Linked DNA regions of Mus musculus: region 2 is linked to region 1. Evidence: chromatin loops called from intact Hi-C (ENCODE). Cell type or tissue: gastrocnemius. All regions are shown on one strand.

Evidence for each region. Peaks named below come from ENCODE experiments on the same cell type or tissue, not always from the same donor. Only the 100,000 strongest peaks of a DNase experiment are listed, where the experiment ranks them.
Region 2: a loop joins it to region 1, with 2.5 times the contacts of the local background. A loop is called at or near these places in 5 of 42 quality-filtered maps.

What each region holds. Positions count from the first base shown.
Region 1 is chr10:115,209,904-115,217,903 of GRCm38, reverse strand. Tbc1d15 (TBC1 domain family, member 15) reads left to right here. Exons shown (of 17, transcript NM_025706.3): 10 at 248-342; 11 at 5,097-5,213; 12 at 7,608-7,708. Among named protein-coding and RNA genes, the nearest start is that of Tph2, 29 kb to the right of the region's middle. In gastrocnemius, no CTCF peak of the experiment used is centred here; DNase peaks (open chromatin) are centred at 4,550 and 4,789.
Region 2 is chr10:115,420,896-115,428,895 of GRCm38, reverse strand. Zfc3h1 (zinc finger, C3H1-type containing) reads right to left here. Exons shown (of 35, transcript NM_001033261.2): 25 at 5,586-5,691; 26 at 5,314-5,512; 27 at 4,244-4,338; 28 at 1,750-1,860; 29 at 1,394-1,498; 30 at 1,106-1,271; 31 at 1-35. Among named protein-coding and RNA genes, the nearest start is that of Zfc3h1, 40 kb to the right of the region's middle. In gastrocnemius, no CTCF peak of the experiment used is centred here; no DNase peak of the experiment used is centred here.

The DNA of each region.
Region 1 (8,000 bases):
ATAAGTAGAATAAGTTTAGAAATCATTTCAAGAATTGAAATGTATTAAGGTGTACCTAAGATGCTAGCAGCTGAAGTTGATCCCATCTATTTTCCTGTTTTCACGTGTGTCTAAACACTTCACTGTCATGTTTGTAAACTTACTGCCACCGTCATAGATACTCTGATATACTATGTATACACAACTCAAGTAAGCAGTGTCACAGACACAAGGTTCAATGGCGTCCTGATGTCCCTGTCTCCTACAGTGATGAGTACTTCAGGATGAAACTGCAGTGGAAGTCTGTCAGTGAGGCTCAGGAGAAGAGAAACTCACGCCTGAGAGACTACAGAAGTCTGATCGGTAGGTTTCCATACGTGATAGCATCGATACTGGGGCTCAAAAGAAATCCGAATTGGAAACTGTGGGTAATATACATTTATGTGTAGTCTAGCAGGCCTGTTAAATGATGGCCTTTGCATGTTTAAGTACTGATGGACTACTGTCATTCCAAAATGTGAATTACGGAAAGATTATATCCTTATTTTAAAAGACCTATTTTTTTTTATTCCCTGCGAAAGTGATGTTGTGCTTATTGTCAAAAATTAGAAACTGTAGGTGACCAAAAAGAAAATAAAGATTTGTTTTTGCTACCTGGAGATAATTATGGTTAGCTTTAATGTACATATCCCTGCTCCCCAGGGTCTGTGTAGTCAGCTATCCTGAGCTTGTCATGTAGGCCCGGCTGGTTTTGAAGGCTGAGCGTCTCTGCCTCTGCCTCCTGAGCTCTGATGCACACCATGCCGGGCAGTTTACTTTAGTTAAGGGATTTTAAGTGGGAAGTTTTTGAATTTGAAAATAGAGTATTTACCTGGAAATAACTAAAAAGAGATGCTTGGCACAGTTTTAGTGCTAAGACCATTTATAGACTTAGTCCTGGGATACCTGGCCCCTGTGGTAAAAATCAAATCTAAAATTATCGAAGGCTGCTGTACACACCTGCCTGGCCTATCTCAACTCACAGTTGGTTTTACACATGAGAAAACAGAAGCATTAATAAGAATGGCTTGTCCTTTGTCACATGGTTGATGAGAATGGAATCCAGGTTTAGTACTCGTGAACTGTCTTTTCATGTCTTGTTTTATATAAATTTGCATAACATTAGGACTTAGTCTCAAATTTTTATATTGAATTTATATATGGATGTTTATAGGTTTATAAACACAGAAAGTCTTTTTTTTAAAAATTTTTTAATTAGGTATTTTCTTCATTTACATTTCAAATGCTATCTCAAAAGTCCCCCATATCCCCCTTCCCACTCCCCTCCCCACCCACTCCCACTTCTTGGCCATGGAGTTCCCCTGTACTGAGGCATATAAAGTTTGCAAGACCAAGGGGCCTCTCTTCCCAATGATGGCCGACCAGACCATCTTCTGCTACATATGCAGCTAGAGACACGAGCTTGCGAGGGGGGTAGGGGTGGGGGACTGGTTAGTTCATATTGTTGTTTGACTTATAGGGTTGCAGACCCCTTTAGCTCCTTGGGTACTTTCTCTAGCTCCTCCATTGGGGGCCCTGTGTTCCATCCAATAGCTGACTGTGAGCATCCACTTCTGTGTTTGCTAGGCACCGGCATAGCCTCACAAATGCCTGACCTAAAGCTGTACTACAGAGCAATTGTGATAAAAACTGCATGGTACTGGTATAGCGACAGACAAGTAGACCAACGGAATAGAATTGAAGACCCAGAAATGAACCCACACACCTATGATCACTTGTTCTTTGACAAGGGAGCTAAAACCATCCAGTGGAAAAAAGACAGCATTTTCAACAAATGGTGCCGGCACAACTGGCGGTTATCATGTAGAAGAATGCGAATCGATCCATTCCTATCTCCTTGTACTAAGGTCAAATCTAAGTGGATCAAGGAACTCCACATAAAACCAGAGACAGTGAAACTTACAGAGGAGAAAGTGGGGAAAAGCCTCTAAGATCTGGGCACAGGGGAAAAATTCCTGAATAGAACAGCAATGGCTTGTGCTGTAAGATCGAGAATCCACAAATGGGACCTCATAAAACTGCAAAGCTTCTGTAAGGCAAAAGACACCGTCAATAAGACAAAAGGCCACCAACAGAATGGGAAAGTATCTTTACCAATCCTAAATTAGATAGGGGACTAATATCCAATATATATAAAGAACTCAAGAAGGTGGACTCCAGAAAATCAAATAAACCCATTTTTTTTTTCTTCTTGTCATTACTGTTGCCACTACCACCCACCTGTGGAAGAAAGAACTCTAATTTAAGCTGACTATACTGGTGTATATATGTAATTCCAGAACTTGGGAAATGGAGGCAGGCAAAGTGATTTGAATTTAGTCTCATAGTACACACACACACACACACACACACACACACACACACACACACAACATGATACATAATATGTAATTCTGGCCAGCCAGAACTACATAGCAAAACTCTTGTCTTAAGCAAAGAGCCCTCTAAGTTATATGTAGAAAGGTCAGTCTAATAATGAGTCTGTTGGCCATAACACCTCCTCTCCCAGTAAGTTCCTTATCTGCCTAAGGCAAAACGCTTGGGGCTCTTTGTCATGGGTTGAACGATTCCATCTGAAGGCACCTACTGTTTCCAGTGTCCGTAGAAAAAATGGTGATGAACTGTGTTCCCTTCACCTCTTGTTTGGACATAAAATGCCCAGCCTAGAAAGGATTCTTTTAATACATGCCGGATACAAGAACGGGATACTCCTGAAAGGCAGGCTGGGGCTAGACTGCGAGAGAAGAATGAGGCCAAGACAAATTGCTCTGATCAAAGCCCACGAGTTTACTAAGAGACTGTGCTTATAAAGGGGGGAGGCCCATCCCCCACCAATCCATTCTTGGTGCCCAGAGCCAGCCTGTAGGTGACTTGCAGGATAGGATGTGTCTCTGGAATGGCTCAAGGGTCTCTCAGCAGCGCAGGTGACTGAACAATAGAGCCATCTTGGTCTGAAGGCTACAGCCCAGGTGGCCCCACCTCAGTGGCGACAAGGTCTGCACCAGCCCACTTCAGGCTGGGGGAGGCTACACCGGATCATCTTCCCATTACACTTTAAGCTGTAGTAGCTCTCTTTTTGGTCCCTCATTCCTGAATAGCCTTGAACTCTTGATACTTCTGTCTTTACCTCCCACTTAGCTTAGTCTCTGTATGATTTGAATTGAGACATGGTTTTTTTTTTTTTTTCATTTTGTTCTTTTTTAGAGGAAAATAAAGATTACTGATTTGTTTAATCTGATATTCTAGTGGCTTTTAAAGCACTCATGCATGCACGTGTGATAAGTGGTCCACCGGGGCTTACTAGTCAGCTGGTCTTGCCATTTAGTGAGGCCTGGGTGCAGTGAAAAACACTGCTTCCAAAAAGGGCCAGGTGGAGCAGTGGGAAAAACCTTTGGGGTCACGCATGGATGTTCATGCCCCATGTATACCTGTAGACATGTATTCATGTCTGCACACCTCTGCACAGGAGGCTGTAGGTTTTGTGGGTCATAAGAAGGTGGATTTAAGTGTAATAGAAAACCATTGGGGCATTGTAAAAATGTATTATTTAGATTTGTTTTTGCTGCTAGGTGAAAATGGGTCATATCAAGTTGTAAATAGGAATAAGAAAGTTATCTAAGATACAAGCAGGACTACAGAAGCTTGGTCAGTAGGAGGTAGAAGTCTAAGTAAGAGATGGTGGCAGTGCAGAGTTAGAGGACCCACGTTGTTGATAGACTTGACAAGAACGTTGATGTATTGACTATTGAGTGAAACCTGGTGCGTAAGCTGACAGTTGCTCAAATGAGAAGGGCTTCAAGCTGGAACGTAGCTTGGGCTGAGTTATGGTTTATCGGCACACATTGGTAGCTGCTTGCAGAATAGCTCTAGAGGGCCAACAGCAGTGTGAGAACGGCCATTTGAGGCAGCGCCTAGTCCAGGTGAGAGGTGATGACTTCTTGGCGTGCGAGCCTGGCAACCGGCAAACTCACGGAGGCCGAAGCAGCTGTGGTATTTGTCCTGCAACTCCGAGGTGAGGGGGTTTCAGGGCAGAGGAGACAGCAGAGTCTAGACTTATTTTTCAGGGACCCTGAGGGTTTAGAGAAGAGCCCAGGACATCACCGCTAGAGTGGAGTCAGAGTTGGGGGTGCGGTGAACTGGTTTCTAGTTTGAAGATTTCGTGTCAGTGTCAGTGAAGGGAAGGAAGGATGAATGTCGTTTTTATTGTGAGCAACTGGAAACCTGGAGTTGCTGTGCTTTCAATACAGGAGAGAGAAGCCGGAGGGGGAGGCAGTTTTTAAGGGGCTATTTGGAATTCAGTTTTCGATAAATTGATGATTTTGAGGTATATATTGGGTATTCACTAACTAATATGTTAGTATGAGGGACCTCAAGTTGTAGGTGAGTTAAGAGCTGGAGATAAGTGTAGGGTCACCAACACACTGGTTCAGAGACTGAGAAAACTAATAACATTTGCCAACTAGGCAGGCTGGTGGGCAGAGGTCCCAGGAATGAGGTACTTGGGTACTTTCATTTACAAGTGAGGATGTTATGGGGAAAGCAGGGAAAGCAGCAGCAAGGGAGGAGGAAGGACAGCATGAGGCCATGGGTTCCTAAGAGACTCGTGAACACGGCTCAGGGCTTTTTGTGCGGACAGTGCTGAGGTGATCTGGGTTTGCTGGTAAGGGGTGCTTGGTGGCTTGTTGCTTGACAAGATCAGCTGAGCTCAGGAGGACCAGCAAAGCACTTGGACATGGCACGTGCAGGTTTGGCAAACGTCTCTAAGCAGATGGAGAGATTGGAGCAGCAGACAGGTGGGACCGAGGTTTCTGTGATGAGAAGACAAGCGCATGGTGGAGCGCAATAAAGAAAAACTGACCCAGGGCGCCCAAGAGCGCCATGTGTGGAGACCAAAGGACAGCTCTTTATGGAATCAGTCCTCCAGGAATTTTTATTTCCTTAATTAAAGCTTGACAAGAAGTAAAATAGGAAAGTCTGTGCTTGTTAGATAAAGCTTTGTATAAGAATCTGGGTTTTTGTTTTGTTTTATTTTTTAAATATGTGATTTTCTTCTTTAGAGAAAGATGTCAACAGAACAGATCGAACGAACAAGTTTTATGAAGGCCAAGATAACCCAGGGCTGATTCTGCTTCACGACATTTTGATGACCTACTGTATGTATGACTTTGATTTAGGTGAGTGCCCTGGGTCTTGCTTTAAATAAAGACTTGTGTGTGCTTGGTTTAGAATGTTATGAGCTGACTTGAAGTGGTAATTGCTTTGGAAGCCTATGAGGGTGTGACTCCACGGCAGAGCCCTAGATTGCCACAGCAGCCACGGGGCACTTTAGAGTTATTTTAGTTTTTTGAGAGAACAGCACGGATCCCTTCAGGATCCCTTCAGGGCACTTCTGTATCGGCTGAGGCAGTCTTAGGGGTGTGGCCTTAGCTGCATTTGTCTTGATGAAGCCACTTGTTTATTGTAAGGCTGGCTGGTTGGCCTTGCTGTGGTAAGGAAATGCATGTAAAGACTAAGGGGTGCAGGTGAAGAAGGCGCTGGCCTTGTCATGTCCAGCTTTGGAAAGTCCTGAGAGCCGGGCAGGGCTCGAGAGGAGCTCTGTTGTTGAGTGGACAAACACAGAGGCTGAGGTTAGGTACATCTCACCGGACTGCTTGGGCCCAGGGCATCTCCGTTTGTTAGCGTTCTGGATTTGAGCGCTTATCTAGAGGTTCTCGCAGAGGAGTGCAGCTGCTCAGATACCCTGGGCTGGAGAACCTTCCCTTCTGTATGGAGAAAGTCTTCTCTCTCCACACTGCACACAGTTGAATCCAGCTGAATCCAGCCAGACCATCACAAGGTGAGGAGCTGTGTTAAAGGATTGCAGCATTAGGAAGGCTGAGAGCTACAGCGCTGTACCTTCAGCACTGCAATCCATTGCGAGGGGCTGGGCCGGCTCTCCTGGAGTATGTGTGAACTACTTGTTCACATAATCAAGTACTGTAGGGTCATAACTGAGAAGTTACTGCACCATCAAAGAAAAGGAAGTTTAAGAGACAGCTTAGCTGCTAGGGAACTAATAAGATGAAATGCAGTTGCTAGCCTTGGTCAGTCAATACCAAGGGAAAAGGGAAAGCACTGGGTGATCGCTGCTGTTTAAAGGCGGGTTTTGTGGTGCTTTGTGTGAGGTAGCCAGTGTGGTGCATGCCGAAGCAGAGGGCATTTTCCACTGCTAGTGTGTTTGTGGTACGCTGCCCCTGGTCACTCTGGCCTTGTGACTTTTCTTTCTGATTATTTCAGTAATTCTTTTCCTTGAGGGTTTTCTTTGCCTGCCTGCCTAGATCCTCTGCAGTGCCTGTTTGAATGTGTGCATTTCACTTTCTTCTGGGTTATTTCTTCATCTCTTTCTTCTTTCTTTCTTTCTTTCTTTCTTTCTTTCTTTCTTTCTTTTTTTTTTTTAATTTATTATATGTAAGTACACTGTAGCTGTCTTCAGACACTCCAGAAGAGGGCGCCAGATCTCATTACGGATGGTTGTGAGCCACCATGTGGTTGCTGGGATTTGAACTCAGGACCTTTGGAAGAGCAGTCAGTGCTCTTAACCACTGAGCCATCTCTCTAACCCCTTTTCTTTCACATGGTGCTTTTGCACATCTTTAAAAAAATTTTTTTCATTAAAATATTATGCCATTTCCCTTCCCTCTGCTCACTCCAATCCTCTGTTACCCCCTTGCTCCCTCTAAAAGTCATGGCCTATTTTTCTTTAATTATCCGTGTGTGTGTGTGTTTGTGTGTGTGTGTGTGTGTGTGTGTGTGTGTAGATATATATTGAATGAGTGAATAAATAAATACAACCTGGGTCCATTCTATGCTGCCTGCATGCATATGTGTTTAGGGCTGATGCATGGTATTAGATAGCCAATGGAGGAGGTAGTCCATGGAAAACGAATCCTCCATCTCTCAGTAGTCATTGGTTGCCTGTTGCTAGGGTGGGGTCCCGTGATACTGCCTCTTTACCATGTCAACTGGTGCTTTCGTGGTTGAGATCTTGTGTGATAGCTGAATTGTTGAGAAGTCATGAGTGCAGCTTCCCCGTTGCATCCAGAAGACAAAATTGACTTCTTGGTCCTCTGGCTTTTAGAACCTTTCTGTCCTCTTTTCAGTAATGTTCCTTGAGTATAAGGGGTCATGTCGTAGATGTACTGCTAGCGATGAGCACCTCAGTGGTCAGGTGTCCACTATATTTTCACCAAGATTAGGACTTCTGTGACAGTCTGTGTCAAATGCTGAAGTGGCTTTTCTGAGGAGCGTGAGAGAGGCACCTGTCTGTGGCAGTGAGGTGTTGCCTGCCCTTGATGGCCATATCTGCAGTAGAACACACACTAGCAGCTAGATACCTGACTACCGTGGCACTCAAACAGCTCATATTTCTCATATACTTACTAGATTAATATCTTTTTATTTTTCTTTTCTTCATGAATGTATCTGCCAGGTTTTAATTCATAGAAAAGGAATTTTCAGCTACATGATGATGATATACACAAAAGGATTCATAAAATTTAGGTTTTCAGAGACTTTCCCCTTCTTTTTAGGATATGTACAAGGAATGAGCGACTTACTTTCCCCACTTTTGTATGTGATGGAGAATGAAGTGGATGCCTTTTGGTGCTTTGCCTCTTACATGGACCAGATGGTAAGCAGAGGGATTCCTCCTGTGCTCAGACCGACTCTGAAGCGTTCAGTCATGTTAGTGCCTGAGACTGATTGTAATATCTAGCCACTAGGGTGGAGCTTGAAATGTTTCCTGCATGATCTTGTTTTAATTCTTTTTAACAACTTTTCAAGAGGCTGGAGAAATATTAGAGTATGAAAATGGACAATATCTGTTGGTAGTGTGGTAATTATTGGGAACAGCAAATGCTTCTGTCCTGTCAGAGAGCCATGATGCCACCTTAGAAAACAGATGAGTAGATGAGTTCACATCT
Region 2 (8,000 bases), 210 kb before region 1:
GTCTTTGGAACACAGCTCAAATAAAAGAAAATGACCTGGAAGGTTGAGGGAGGGAAAATGAATGCAATTAAAAAGCAGACTCCAGCTACCTGTGTATTTTAATAATAATAATAATAAATAAAAAGGTCTTTAAGACACAAATGTATAAATCATAATGTGTGATTAAATAATGTGTGATTTAACTATACTAGCCACTTTCCGAATACAAAGTAGAAACTACGGTCTAGGGATGAGCCATGGACAAAGCACTGACAGGAAGCCAGGAGTCCGAGTTTTCAGGCCTGAGTCTACCTTTGCTTGCTGTACACTGCTGGGCAAGTCAGGGACTAACAGTACTTGCCACATCTCGCTCATGGAATCCCCGTAAGAAAATGACTTAATGTCCATGGTTTGAGATCCTGGGATAGAGAACGGCACAGAAGCACATCACACATTAATCGGTTATCCTGATGAGCAGCAGAACCATCCTACAGAGGGGGGTGGGAGCACACATCTAAGGCTACACTGAATTTTAGTAAGCAGGCGCTTGTGTGTTACATTATATTGACTGAAATCAGACTCTGAAAAAAAAGAGCAAACCCGTTTGCTTTACTAATTATAATACCCTTTGTGAGGACACCATTAATCAGATTTTACTATTATAAATGTAAACAGCACCTTATTTTCAGTTCTGTGAGGCCCTATGGCTGCATTTGCTTGACAGAACTTAGCAAGAAGAGTGGCTACAAAGGATATGCTGATTGGTTTGGTTGTTGCTTTCTTTTTCCCATTAATTCATGTATTCACTTTACATCACAGCTGATCGATCACACACACACACACGCACACGCACACGCACACGCACACGCACACGCACCCCGGGCCTCACTTAGCCCCTCCCCCATCCCCAGGATCGGTTAACTCTTACAGACTGACAAGGCACCTGCTCCTAGACTCTGAAGAACTGATCACAGCAAGGACAGTGAATGTTAGTAAAGTGGCCCCAGAAAAAGCTCTCGGTATAAAACAGTGGCTTTGCCGTCTTTGGTAAATTTTCTTTGTTATATACAAACATTTACAACAAACAAACAAAACAAAACAAGAAACAAACACCTTAACTCCTTACCCGGTTATGGAATTCATAGTTGGACCAGTAATCAGCACTGCTAAAAGGGATGGGGTATCGGGCAGGCACCGTAACCAAACATCTATTTACTAGGTCAGTAAAAAGTTTGAATTCTTGGACTTTGTTTCTGGATCCAGCAGCTCTATTATTGGCAAAGACAAGATAACTGCCAAAAGAAAGACATGGTGCTTCAGAATAATTAAGCCAGTAACTCAGCACAAGCCGATCCCCTTATCCCCACCCCAGGACTATTCTAAACCTCCCATCCTTAAACAGAACTGCACTTACTCCATCCAAATCTTCTGCACAATATCAGACCTCATGGCCACCCCTAACGCCGCCTCATACGCTTCCACTGTCTCTTTAATACTGGACTGTAGAGGATGGCAAAGGCTGTTGAAGAAATGAAGAAAAGAAATGCTTCCAGTTTAGTCTTGTTAGGTAAAGTCTCCTTGCGTTTGTCTGTCAGTGGATGCGGGGCTCGGCATCGCTTTGGATCCGCTTCACTGATTCTTTATTACATCATAATTCAGTACACATTACATCATAATTCAGTACACATTACATCATAATTCAGTACATCAACTCTAAGTGCAAGAGAAGCTGAGCATGCAGCGTCTTCGCCACAGTGGGGAATGTCTCACCAGTAAATCAGCCATAAATAAGGGACTTGGTTGTTAAATGCATCATCATCGAAATTCCCTTTGCATAAGCACGCTGGAATGTCGAGTGGTCCTGGAATATTTAAGAGATACCTGAAAGGAGAAAATCCCAGCAATGTATGAAATTATGCCCAGGTACTCATGCAGACATTAATAATCATGAGTTTCAACCTGATTGAAATATTTCTACAAAAGAATAAATTTTTCAAAAATCATACCTGCTCAAATTTTACTTTTATACCAATATGAATTAACTATCCCCAAATAAACTTGTAATTCCCAAATGAAACAAATCATCTAATTGAAGCTTATTAGAAATAAAAAGGCCAAATGAGATTACAAAGCATCTGAAATTTCAACAAAATCTGTTAACTGAATCTCCACTCACATGCACACAGAAGTTTAATTCATAATAATAAAATAAAATGCTGACTACAACCATTTCTCAGAAAAAGAGCCATTCTCAAAGCAGCAAATGCTCTGAATTATATCACCCCATTTCAGAGAAAAAAAAAAAGTACTAAAGGTTCTTAGAAACCTGAATAATGAGCCTCTTTAATGTTCACTCCTTCAGCTTTCCCTTCATTGTATCTGAATGCCTTTATGTGTAATAGCAGAGTCTGAGATTCACCTAACCTTGAAATGACAATCTAGTATAATCACTTACATTGGGTTTTAAAAGGACTGTAAAGGGAAAACTTTTAAAGGGTTAGCCCAGGAAGGCAGCAAACATGGAGAAGTTGGGTTAGCATCGTACACTATCACAGCTGGCTCTATTACTTTGAGTTCCAGTTGATTTCTAAAGACTTTAGAATCCGCCACTGAAACTGAAATGACTTCAAATCTAACATACATAAAACTGTATTATCTCTAGGGCAACTTCCTGAAAGTGAATGGAAACAAGGTAACTTTCTAAATTCATTTGAAACAAATGAAATAGTTCTTACTGCTTATCATCTTTATACTAAATTCTATGAAGAGTTGATCAAATCCATTTCTAGATAAGTATGTTTTGCTTTATAATTTCTGCCTTACAATTGTATCTTGAATACATTGTGAGCACTGATTTCTACTAATAAACTAGTTATTATATACACTCAAAATTGTATACATACTTACGGTGTATACACATAAACATAACAATAGCCAAAATCACCTCACTTCCTGGTACTCTCTCAACATTCAACTCAAAAGACATTTTGTCTTCTCACAGTATAGTCCAGGTTGGTCTTAAATGCACACCTTTCTACCTCAGTCTCTCAGGTGCTTGGACCACAGGTGGGTGCCACCATGGCTAAAGGCTTCTTAAATTAATCCTTGTACAGACAAGAACATTAGTGCTATCTAAATAAACTAAGTGTCTTTTTCTAATTCTTGGTGATATATGATTATTTCACGAAAGAATTTAATAAAACAAGATGTCAGTAAAAAAACAATAAGGTAATTTAGAGGCAATCTAGTTCCAATGTTTTATTGGTAGTGTTTTTTATTCTGCTCAATTAAGCTAGCATCAAGATCTAAAGACCTCTGATTAGTTACCAGGGCAAAATCTGGCATCATCCCCCTGTAAGCTAAACCAATTATCTCCATGCCCAAGGGAAAACCCGAGCACAAGGGCTGTCAGGGCTTTGTTTGCCTTGAATTAGTCTTTTGCCAAAGTTTGAAAACAAACCAATTTAATTTTAAAGACAGAAAAAAAAAATGTGTGTAGGAGAGGATCAACTTCTAACTTTTTTCTGTTTCTTGTCTGTTCATTGGCATTTTGCTTGTAACTATCTTTAAAATATTAATGTACATATTTTAACAATTTTTAAAGGCACTACTAATTAGGACAATTAATTGACAAGCTATAAAGGTCCTAATTTACAAAAACAAACAAACAAAACAAAACAAAACAAAACAAAACCTGAGGTAGCTAGACCTTTTTTTGAATCTGACTTACTAGGAGATAGCTGGACAGAGAATTCAGGTTTTAAAACACTGGCTTTTCTCCCAAAAGGCCTGGGTTCAATTGTCAATGTCCATGGTTATGGATTATGTTAGTCTCTTTAGCAAATCACAACCACCTGTAATTCCAGCTCGAGAGCATCTAAAGCTCCCTTTCTGGCCTCCTTGGGCACAGGCACACAACATGATACACAGACAGACGTGCAGGCAAAACACCTATACCACAAAGTCCATGTTTCTATTAAAAGATAGACTAAGAAGAAAGAGGGAAGGTAGCAGCTAGGTAGAAATATAATCTACACATATACTTTGACTTGCTATCACGAAACTAAGATTTTATCTTCACTTATCAGTATTTTCTATAAGAATTCTTTTAGGAGACTGACAAGACGACTCAGTGGTCAAGAGTAGGTAAGTATTCAAGTGCTACATAAGCGGTCTGAAATGTAATCAGTCAACAATAAAAACTATCCTTCCACGGGCCTAAACTCTTTCTCATTCCTCTATAGACCAAATTTCCACAACTTACCGAAATAAATCCACATTACTGTACTTCTCAAAGCCAGGTTTAAAGAAGGATCCAACGAACTGCCTCAGAACTGGAAGAAGCTTATCACCTCCGTCCTAGGAAACGAAGGATTAACACGAGTCAGGCCTGTACCTTTGAAAGCCTTTTAACAGACATGATGAGATTATTTTTCTTGGTCAGATGGGAACACAATGAGTAAACTTCATCCTCCCTTCTTGTGCCAACTGGTTCCATAATCACCTGTGAGGACTATGCTAATTGTTATTTGATATGAAAGGCACCATTCCCACGGCTGAGGACCCTGGTCTATATAAGCTATATAAGTGGCCAGCAAGTGGGCACGGACAAGCATGCATGCTCAGAGCGCAGGCGTGACTTTCTGCTCTGGAGATGAGGGTGACCAGCTGCTTCATGCTCCTGGTGCTGCAAGAAGCGGACACTAACCTAGAACTGTGAGTTTAAATAAATCCTTGGTTCCCCTAATTTGCTTTTTGTTGGGGTTTTTATCACAACAAAAATGAATTTGAAACACCTCTGGATTAAATTCAACTAACCATTAAACAATGTATCTAGTATTATCAAAGGCTCAAAATCACCCACTAAGTTTTTTTAAGATTTTCATTTATTTATTTTATGTATATGAGTATACTGTCACTATCTTCAGACACACCAGGAGAGGGCATCAGATCCCATTACAGATGGTTGTGAGTCACCATGTGGTTGCTAGGAATTGAACTCAGGACCTCTGTAAGAGCAGTCAATGCTCTTAACCGCTGAGCCATCTCTCCAGCCCCCACCAACATCATAAGCAGCTATCACATTTGCCACTACCGTGGATACTTTAGTGTAATCATGAATAACATGGTTTGTGCTCTTGAGGCGTTCTTAGAGACAAAGCCCTGTAAGAAATGCAATGGTAACCCTGCAGGAAGAGTAGGACAATCTAGCCTAACCTAGGAAAGAAGGACCAAGAAGAAGGCTATGCTATCGGGAGAAGTCACTGGTGACGGAATACAAAACACACTGTGTTTAAGAAGCAGGAGTTTTTTGGGTTCTTTTGGTTTTTTTACCTGCAAGATGAAAAATTTGCAGAGATGATAAAAAATTTCCGCATTCTGAGGGTTATTTTCAAATGCAGTAAGCCAAACCCTTCGGGCTTTGTCATATCGATCTGTTTTCAAATACAAAGCTGCAAGGGTTTCCAATAACTGGCAGTTTGTGGGACACGACTCCAACAAGCTTGTGCAAAGCTCCACTGCCTCCTCATACCTTAGGAAGAAGAAGACGGCTAAGACTCTGTGAGGATGAATTTTAACAGAGCTGTTTGTTCATTAAGCTTTACCTCTCTAGGAGTTGGTGTAGAGCGATCATGTTTGTGTAAAGTGGAAGGCAGACCTCTATTCTTTCTCCACTGGTAAGGGTCTCATCTGTACAAGCTTTCACCGCATCTACCACAAAACATACAATCAATCATTTCACTCTGTTATACTGAAAAGGCAACAGAAACCCCATTTGTCTCCATTTAAGGACCAAGCCTGGTTTCAAAAAAGGCCATAAGGTACCAACTTCATGAACAGACCATAAGTCCCAGAAGCCAAGTCATAAGACACCAGCTCCAGGAACAGACCATAAAATCCAGAACAAGATCATAAAACCCTCTCCCCCAAATAACAGCCTGCGGATAACCACAAAAATGGGCATATCTCAGGATGGGCCGTCTGTGCTGGGCAGCCCTATCTCATCCTATAGCTAGACATTCATGACATAGGAATGCAGACCACTGACCACCTGGAACCCCCTAGCACCCACAATGAAATTTTAGATTACCCAAACCTTCCAGAGAGTCGTCTTCTCCCCACCCCCCACCCCCCCCACCCCCCCTCAGTTCCCTATAGGAAGACCTGTATGCCTTTGTCTGGGGTCACCATTTTAAGAGAATGGTTGACCCCGCATGCTGGTTGTTTCTGCATGCTAACTGAGTCTGGGGTCCTCCTTCAGCGATGTTTGGATCCTTACATTACCAACTCTAAGACACCCTTACTCATCCTTTTTGTCCTCACTTACCTGCCATTTACCCTGACTTCAGGTATCACCACACTCCTACACTTCTATATTACCTTATATTCCTGTTCCAAGTAGAACCATCTCACAGGAGATCCCACACAATAAGCCATATTTTTACTTAAATTAGCATCAGCAATTACCTTAAATTCCTTAAACTCATCCCAAAAATAGAACCACAAAATTATCTTTAAATCTTTCTCTGATCACTTAAAAGAAGTCTTTCTTTGATATCTCACCTAGATTTTTCCCTTGAAGAAAAAAAAAAAAAAAAAAACCTAGCCCTCCACACCCCCCACCCCACCCCTGAAAACATAACATTGGTCCTCCAGTTGGTTTTCCACCTTCTTTTGAAATGGTAATGTCACTCTGCAGACCGCAAACACTCCACAGCACTCAGAATGCTAGCAGGAATCCAGTCTTTCCTCCCGTCATGGGGTCCTGGAGATGCACTACACCACCGGGCTTGGACCAGAGCCTTCAATGGCCTGCCTGTGTTAGTTCTTTTCTCTTTTCTTCTCCTCTCCTTTCTTCTCCTCCTCCTTCCTTCCTTCCTTCCTTCCTTTCTGACCTGCCTGCCTCCTCCCTTTTCTTATACACCCGTCACAGAAGCCATATTTGTTTCCCTATATAAAGTAAAAATTCATCCACTTTCTCCTTAAAGACTCTCTTATATCAATCAAGTCTTTAAAGGATCTTAAAATCTACCATCATTCCATTAATCAAGCAAATTCTTTCCATTGTCTAACAGAATTTTTATAAGGACTCTCCCTCAAGTTCTTCTTTGAATTCACTACACAAGCTCTCCTTAGCTTGTCTTATCTTTCCCTAAGCTCCTCTAACAGGAGTGACCTTTCTTCCCTTTCCTCACTGGGACATTCAAAAGGATTTACTAAATACTTAGTAAATTATAGAGATTCATCCCCAGCCCTTAGGAAATACAGAGAAGCAAGCAGAGCTCTCAGAGTCTTTGAGAGGGACCCTTGGACATATTGTGGTCCTGCTTCAAAGCTCAGCTCCGACTCTCAGACACCTTTCTTGAACATGAAAACCTACAGTAATCGCCCCATCTTGAGTCTAGGATTTGTACCAAATAATTCTACAAATGCCAAATTCTTACTTCTGTAGCACACAATTTACACTACATACTAATACACTATATATATGGTCTTATATACTTCATAATTATGTCAAGTGCATAGATCTTCTGACAGGATTATATACTTATTTTAGGGAGGAACAGGTTTTAAACTCAATTGCATGTTCAATGGCAGATATATGTTTAACATATAATAGTCATAAAATTAACTTTGGATAAAATATTAACTACATTAAAAAAATCAAAACACATCCTTAAAAGACTGTCAGAACAAAATAAAAAACAAGCAAACTTAGTTCTACAATTCAATCAACTCCTCTAACCTGATTATGTTATCAGTAAGTGTGTGCAATCAGATGCACATGCACTTAATAACAATACCTTAATCTTGCATCCTTTGCCATAATTAAAAAAAGCCACAGTGTAGATTTTCAGTTCATATATCTAATGACAAATAATATAGTAATAGTAAAAATACTTAGATAATGAAGTGCAATTACAGCATAAGCTATCCCATTTTATAAAGAATGATAATAAATAAATGAACTGATGTTCAGAACAACGGTTTTGTGACTTGTAATGCTTGATATTATAATT